2 separate regions of the Homo sapiens genome follow, and region 2 is linked to region 1. A link is a contact called in ENCODE Hi-C or POLR2A ChIA-PET data. All regions are on one chromosome and are shown on one strand. Each heading gives the region's core, a stretch centred on a gene start or an enhancer-like site at or near the end of the contact. The rest is flanking DNA. Distances are from core to core; before and after follow the strand shown. Region 1 holds the start of DNAJB12 (DnaJ heat shock protein family (Hsp40) member B12). Region 2 holds the start of KAT6B (lysine acetyltransferase 6B).

Evidence for each region. A loop is a pair of places that touch in the nucleus more often than their neighbours do. ChIA-PET counts read pairs that join two places held with the same protein, here RNA polymerase II (POLR2A). Pooled maps may share reads with other maps.
Region 2: a loop to region 1 is called in a map of CD4-positive, alpha-beta memory T cell, with 11 times the contacts of the local background. The contact joins the promoter of KAT6B here to the promoter of DNAJB12 in region 1. A Hi-C loop is called at or near these places in 1 of 168 maps with a recorded cell type or tissue (CD4-positive, alpha-beta memory T cell) and 8 of 50 pooled maps. POLR2A ChIA-PET finds 5 or more read pairs at or near these places in 1 of 52 experiments (activated B cell).

What each region holds. Positions count from the first base shown.
Region 1 is chr10:72,352,828-72,356,451 of GRCh38, reverse strand. It overlaps DNAJB12 (DnaJ heat shock protein family (Hsp40) member B12), which reads left to right and starts at 1,533. Exons shown (of 9, transcript NM_017626.7): 1 at 1,533-1,687. The coding sequence starts at 1,555. RefSeq lists enhancers at 1,307-1,556, 1,947-2,076.
Region 2 is chr10:74,824,771-74,828,394 of GRCh38, reverse strand. KAT6B (lysine acetyltransferase 6B) reads right to left here and starts at 1,795. Exons shown (of 18, transcript NM_012330.4): 1 at 1,610-1,795. RefSeq lists silencers at 1,330-1,729, 2,420-2,619, 2,730-2,829, 2,940-3,109, 3,620-3,624 and enhancers at 1,945-2,716, 2,717-3,488.

The sequences.
Region 1 (3,624 bases), core at 284-2,783:
TCCATTTCCTTGTTTTAGTAAATAGAAATTCTCTTCTTCCAGTTATCAAGCCAAAAACATTGGAATCATCCTTGAATCTTCTTTCTCTCACAGCCCACATCCATTGCGTCATTCTGTCTTCAAAATATATCCAGAATTTTACTACTACTCACCACCTCCGCCATCACCCTTATCCAAGTTACCATTAATTTTCACCTGTATTATAATAGTAGCTTCCTGACTCTCATCCGGATTACTGTAGTAGCATCTTACCAAATCCTGCCTGAAAGGCCAAGCAATGTAAGGGCTGACAGATGACTCGGGGATTCGGCAACGTGGAGGTCACTGGCAACCTTCACAAGATTGCTTTCACTGGAGTGATAGCCCTCGAAGAACGGGATAATGATAGAACTGGATTACACTCTGTAGTAGAATCTTTTTTTTTTCTTCTTTTTTTTTAGATGGCGTTTCACTCTTGTTGCCCAGGCTGGAGTGCAATGGTGTGATCTTGGCTCACCGCAACCTCCACCTCCCAGGTTCAAGCGATTCTCCCGCCTCAGCCTCCCGAGTAGGTGGGATTACAGGCCATGTGCCACCATGCCCGGCTAATTTTGTATTTTTAGTAGAGACGGGGTTTCTCCATGTTGGTCAGGCTGGTCTCGAACTCCTGACCTCAAGTGATCCGCCCGCCTCGGCCTCTCAAAGTGCTGGGATTACAGGCGTGAGCCACCGCGCCCAGCCTGTAGTAGAATCTTTACGCTCCCTAGAATGTATTCGCCTTCCTGATCTGTTATAACTCACCAAGAGAATTCCCTTTTCAGAGCCTTTGCACTTGCTGTTCCTTCGGCCTGACCACCCTTCCTCCAGACAGTCACATCTACCTGTTATCGTTCCTGAATTCTGGTACCTGTTAATGACAGCTTCTGAGAGGTTTCTTTTATCGCGCTATTTAAAATAGCGCCTCCCACTCTCTATCCCTGTGTTTTCCATAATTTTTCTTCAGAGCTTTTATCACTATCTGAATCTATCTGGAGCTCCCCCAGCCTACACACACTGGAATGTAAGCTCCATGAGAGCAGGAGCTTTGTTTTGCTCACCCCTGTATCCCCATCATAAAACCATGCCTCACAAACAGTGGGCACTCAATATCTGTTCAGTGAATAAATAACCTTTGTCTGAAACGTATGTAGTTACATTACGTATATAGATCACCACTTAGTAAACCGTCTGGGAATAACAGGCACTCCGAAGGCCCCAGTCTCATCCCGACGGCTACCACGTGACCTTCCTGAGCTTGGGTTTCCTCCTCCGGAAGATTAGAGGGTTGGCGCATACTCAACTCTAAGACCTCCGGAACATGGAATCTGGGCGTGCACCATTATTGACACCTACACCAGCCGTCCCTTTCTTAGAAGACATACGGTAGCACTTCCACCCTCGCTCAAAACTCGGGAAAGGAGGGGCGGAGGGTGGATGTCATCACTCCGCGCCCGGCTGCCCGCGACGCGCCGGCGGGTGGCGCAGCCCTTCGCTCGCCCGGCCTCCCCCTCCCTGGTTCCGCGTTCTGGTTCCGCCATGGAATCCAACAAGGATGAAGCTGAGCGCTGTATCAGCATCGCCCTCAAGGCCATCCAGAGCAACCAGCCCGACCGGGCGCTCCGCTTCCTGGAGAAGGCACAGCGGCTGTATCCGACGCCGCGAGTTCGCGGTGAGTGTGAGGTGCCGGAGAGACTGGGGACATTAGAACTGATGGGGGGAACACGGGAACGGACCGACGGGAGCAGTTGGGGGAGGGGGAGGGGTGGCGAGGCGCGGCTACGCCTGCGCACTGAGGCGCGCGGTGGCTGCTGGGAGGCGTAGTTTTTCCCTCTTGTTCCTCTGCGGGATGCGAGCCGTCTGGAGACTCGGGCGGCCGGGACTTCAGCTTTCGGGGTGCTGGCGGAGCCCGCTGGGGTTTGAGGTCTCCGAGAATGAAACGCGCTGGCAGCCGGGACGAAGGGAACTTACCTGGAAGTGAACTCGAACTACTTTTCCCAAGGGGCCGTTCGGTAGCCCAGGCCAGTCGCCGGCCTGGGAAATATTACAGTTCAGGAAAATAAACATAACTCCTTTAAGGGAGAGAATGGGCGCTAGACAGGGAGACATTTCTGTTCTTCGGGCGCCAGGGAAAGGCGCTTCCGTATCTTCACTCCCTCTCACCTCTCGGGCTGAGGGTCAGGGACCACTCTCCCAAAATGCAAGCCGGCCTTTGCACCCACCCCAGTCCGCCGCCTCGGACTGTCCTGAAGCCGGGCCCCTCACTCCTCCCGATGATGAGATTCGGAGCGGGTGGCCTGGTGGGAGGTGCTGACCTCAGCCACCGCCAGTCCTCCATCGCCCGCAAGAGTCCAGCGGCGGTCAGCCATGTGGACGCCGAGGCTGCTGAGTTGCCCTGGACAGGAGCCTCCTGAGCCAGGGAGGGAAGAGTGAAGCTGGCTTTACAACTCATCACCTCGCTTCACCCGGGAACCCTTTCTTTTTTCTTTAACCTAAGTTTTCCAAGGAGTTTTTCTTAATCCACGCTAGAGGGGAGAGAGACACCGGGTGGTGCTTGTGATCACCACTCAGTAAACCGTCTGGGAATAACAGGCACTCCGAAGGGCCCAGTCTCATCCTGACGGCTACCACGTGACCTTCCTGAGCTTGGGTTTCCTCCTCGGGAAGATTAGAGGGTTGGCGCAGATAATGTGATTGGCAATAATACCCATAGGGCTTTGCAGTTTAGGAAGCTCCTTCACCTGTGCCTTCTCACTTGAGCCTGCCAGTCAGGGATGCAGAGCAAAGATCATTATCTTTATTCTATGGGTGAGGAAAATCTCTGAGGTAAGGGATGCCCAGGATGACACAGCTAGAAAGTAAAATGTTCTGTGACTCTGTAAATGTTTATGAAGGAAAAGAAATGAAATTGAGGAACAGCAGTCAGCCTCCTAACCGGCCCTGCCCGCCTGATGAGATTGAGAAAGCGGAACGCTGGTGGAAGAGGTAGCCTGGACTGCTGAACTTTCCTCCCTCCGGACTCTTGCAGGTTGATCTTTGGCCTGTTTGCCTCCCCTTGGAGAGGGTTTCGGGCTGTATTTGCCAGGACACCTGAGGTAACCTGCTCGAGGAGCCTCCCTGTGAATTAATTCATATTCTGTGGTGGGGTGGTATCCTCCAGCTGTCAGAATTCTGCCTGACACTGATGCTGCTGCGGGCTCAGGAGCAGGCAGCCAAGAAAGGATGGGCCACAGGGCCTCTGGGGATCTTTCTGTCAGCAGGCCCCTGCACCAGTTCAGGAGCTTGAAGGAGTGTCCTCTCTGGGGCTCAGGCTCTGGAATTTGCTGAGACAGAAGAACCACCTGCATGCATATTTGTCATATTTGTGCTTTTCTGGAAAGACTATGAGACTATACGCCTTATGCATCCGTGTAAACTTTACCATCTGCAGCCCTCCACTGAGCTGACAAAGACCTGGGATTAGTTTAGGTCTGGGACAGGGAAAGATCTTACTTCAAAAATAGAGGGCAGGGCTACCCACTGGGCTGGCTACCTGCCTCCCCAGGGGGAGTAATACAGATATATTAGGTGGCGGTCTATTGCTTTGGGTTTAGGCTCATCCCAGATGCT
Region 2 (3,624 bases), core at 546-3,045, 2.5 Mb before region 1:
GCTATTTCCACCTTCTGTCCATATAGGAGGGGCCCTCATATGCTCTACCCTGAATTTCCTTGGTACCTCCAACCCCAAACATACTTGGTTCGTTGGTCTTCATTTCCTATTTCCCACATCTGTAATTCTTTATCACTACCCCTTCACAACTTCTGTCTAACACTCTCTTTAACACGTCCCAACACCTTCTACCAATTACAGGGCTTAAACTCCTTCATGGGGCATAGGACACCATTTGTAATCTAACCCCTCCTCTGCCTTTGCCTGGTCATCTCCTACCACTCCCTGCACTCTGCCCACAGCAAAGTACTAGCAAATTCAAAGCTATGCAAAATGTCCTATCCCAAGGTATGGTGCATGTCTCTTCCTGGGATACCCTGCTGCCGGACACTCCCTTGAAGACTCCAGATCAAGTTTAACATAATGAATCCAGCGTATCACGGGTCGCCATAGCTCACGTCTGTAATCCCATCAGTCAGGCAGAGGTGGGCAGATCACTTGAGGCCAGGAGTTCGAGACCAGCCTGGGCAACATAGTGAGACCCTTTTCTCATTTTTATAAAAAATAATAAATACAGCCTATCAAACAACTTGTCTCCCAAACTAACACCTTTCTCTGCCCCATCCTCACCCCTGGCACAGTCCACCAAATCACATTCACCGAAAATTACTGTACAGCTCCACCCACTTTCTTCACACCTGCCGCCTTGTCCCACCCCTACCAATCCCTTGTCCCCAGGAGATTTTCTGCCACAGATTTTGCAAGTTCTAAGCAGCCTCTCTCCCCTTCCTTCATATTTAAGTTTGCTCTGCTGTCTTAGCATCATCTTTCAGAAACTCTCCCAAGCACAACCATCCCATCCTTCCACGTTTTTAAAAAATACTTCATACCCCAAAGCTAGCAAACCTCCTTCTTATTCCAACATGCGATCCACCCAGATACCTCTTTCCCATCACTGCAATCGTACCTGCTCCTCACATGCGCCTCAATGCCTCCCCAAACCCCTCAACGCCTCCCCAAACCCAACACTCTGCACCGCTTCAACTCTACTCCACATCCACCACACCCAAACCCACCTACTCTGCGCCCAGACAACTGCAATCTCGCCTTCGGTATCATCTCACCTGCCCTCACACACCCCTCGGTCCGCCTTCCACTTCTCTCAAATTGCATCCCTCCCTAACTCTCCCTCTGCACCTGCTTCTACACCTTCAGCTTCTCCTCCCACCCAACCCTCACTAGTCTTCCTCACACCCTCGCCGGCCCCCCACCGCTCCTACCAGTTCACTCCCACTCAGAAATTCCCTCTCAGCCCCCGCCTTCCGACTCCCCGAACCCCGCCCCCACCCGATCCCGCCCCGCCCCCCTCCGCCCTCGAGCCCCGCCCCCTTGCCCTAGAGCCCTGCCGAGGGGCGGGGCCTGTCCCTCCTCCCCTTTCCCCCGCCCCCTACCGTCACGCTCAGGGGCAGCCTGACCCCGAGCGGCCCCGCGGTGACCCTCGCGCAGAGGCCTGTGGGAGGGGCGTCGCAAGCCCCTGAATCCCCCCCCGTCTGTTCCCCCCTCCCGCCCAGTCTCCTCCCCCTGGGAACGCGCGGGGTGGGTGACAGACCTGGCTGCGCGCCACCGCCACCGCGCCTGCCGGGGGCGCTGCCGCTGCCTGAGAAACTGCGGCTGCCGCCTGGAGGAGGTGCCGTCGCCTCCGCCACCGCTGCCGCCGCCGCCAGGGGTAGGAGCTAAGCCGCCGCCATTTTGTGTCCCCCTGTTGTTGTCGTTGACATGAATCCGACATGACACTGATTACAGCCCAATGGAGTCTCATTAAACCCGAGTCGCGGTCCCGCCCCGCCGCTGCTCCATTGGAGGAGACCAAAGACACTTAAGGCCACCCGTTGGCCTACGGGTCTGTCTGTCACCCACTCACTAACCACTCTGCAGCCCATTGGGGCAGGTTCCTGCCGGTCATCTCGCTTCCACATAAACACACCCCTCGACCCATCATCCCCCCCTCCGGCACCACCCCGGGGGAGGGTCCACTGCCAATACCAATCAACAGACCGCTGGGTCCGCCTCTTCCGGGCACCTATTGGTCCAGCCCTTTTTCTCTCTCCTAGATACCGCGCCACCTCTACTTCCACCTACCCGCCCCCTCCACCTCTAGGAAAGGATTGGGTCTACTCGCAGCAGAGGAGCGTAGCCTTATTGGCTGCAGACGACGCCAATCAGGAGGCCTTTTCCCTCTCCCCTCCCCCACTCAACCCCAAACCCCCTAGCCCGCAGCTAAAGTTTGTGTGAGAGCTGATCGCTGGCGGCGGCCGCAGGATTTAGGGGTGGGCGCGGGCGGGCGCGCGCGGGCGGGCACGCGAAGTTAAAATTCGAGGTTCTCAGTCGCCAGCTCCTTCGGTGGAGTGTGCGGACGGGCGCGCCGCCCGGAGCGTTCCATCCCGCCCCCTCCTCCACCCTCTCTCCCGTCCCGTCCCGTCCCGGGCGACTACTCGCCCGCCCCCTGGCTCGCATCCTTCCCCCCCCAACACACCCCTACCCTGCCAGCCCCAGGCCGGGTGCAGGCAGAACGATGTCGCTGCAGCCTCCTCGCCATCCCATGCCTCGGGGGAGCAAGCCCCTACCCACCGGGCGTGCACCCCCCGGCTCCACACTCGCCCGTGTCTGCAAGCACGTGCACCGCTCGCCGCTGCCTCCGGCCACCCGGGTCCCCGGCTAACCTCGCCTGCAGCCCGGCCAATCGCTCGCTGCCCTTTGTTGCTGCAGCCTGGGTCTCCCCGCTGCCTTCCTCAGCCTCCGCCTCGTCCTTTGCCAGCCGCCCGGGTCCGCAGCGCCGCGCTCCCCCCGCCCGGGACCCACCGCCGCCGCCTCCTTCTCCTCCTCCGCCTCCTCCTCCTCGGCTCCGGGCTGCAGCGCACAGAGCCCGAGGCAGCGCCGCCCAGCCCCGCTCCCCCCGCGCCGCCCGCCAGCCCGCCCGGCCTGGCCGGGGGCGCAGCCCGGACCCCGCCCGCCCCAGTCTCCGCCCCGGGGGTACCTGCCTCCGCCCCGGGGGGCTCCTCTCGCCGCCCTCGGGGGAGGGCGGAGACGCTGGTGTCCGCGGGAGGATGGGGACGCCTGGGCCGTTTGGGGCGGGGAGTGTGCCCGCCAGGGCTGGGACTGAGGTGCGGTCCTCGCCAACGCGTCCCCACTCCCGTCGCTGTGGGCCCCAAACTTCGTCCTTCGCCCAGGCTTTGCGCCTTCGGGCGATCGCGGCAGTTTTGGGGTGGGGGACGCCTCGGGAGCTGTGTCTACCCTGATCGGGAGGAAGAGGGAGCAGTGACATTCAGCGACTGCGGACAGGGCACGGCGGCGGCATCCTTGTGTGGGAGTGGGGATGTCAGACGCGGGCTGGAGGGGGAAGCTGCCCCCCAGGATGCTCTCTCCCTGCCTGCGAGGAGCTGGCGAGCTCAGCCGCGTTCTGGGTGCTTTCTTGGGCGGTGCAGGCGGATGGCAGAGGGGCTGAGGCGGGAGGGGGGCGGGGAAGACCGCTGGGGGGCCCTTCCCCCCCTCTCTTTTAGCCAGCGCTGTAAGGAAGGCTGATGGCGAAGTTCGGTTTTCCAGGCTTCCCCTGGGCCCCCCGAGTTC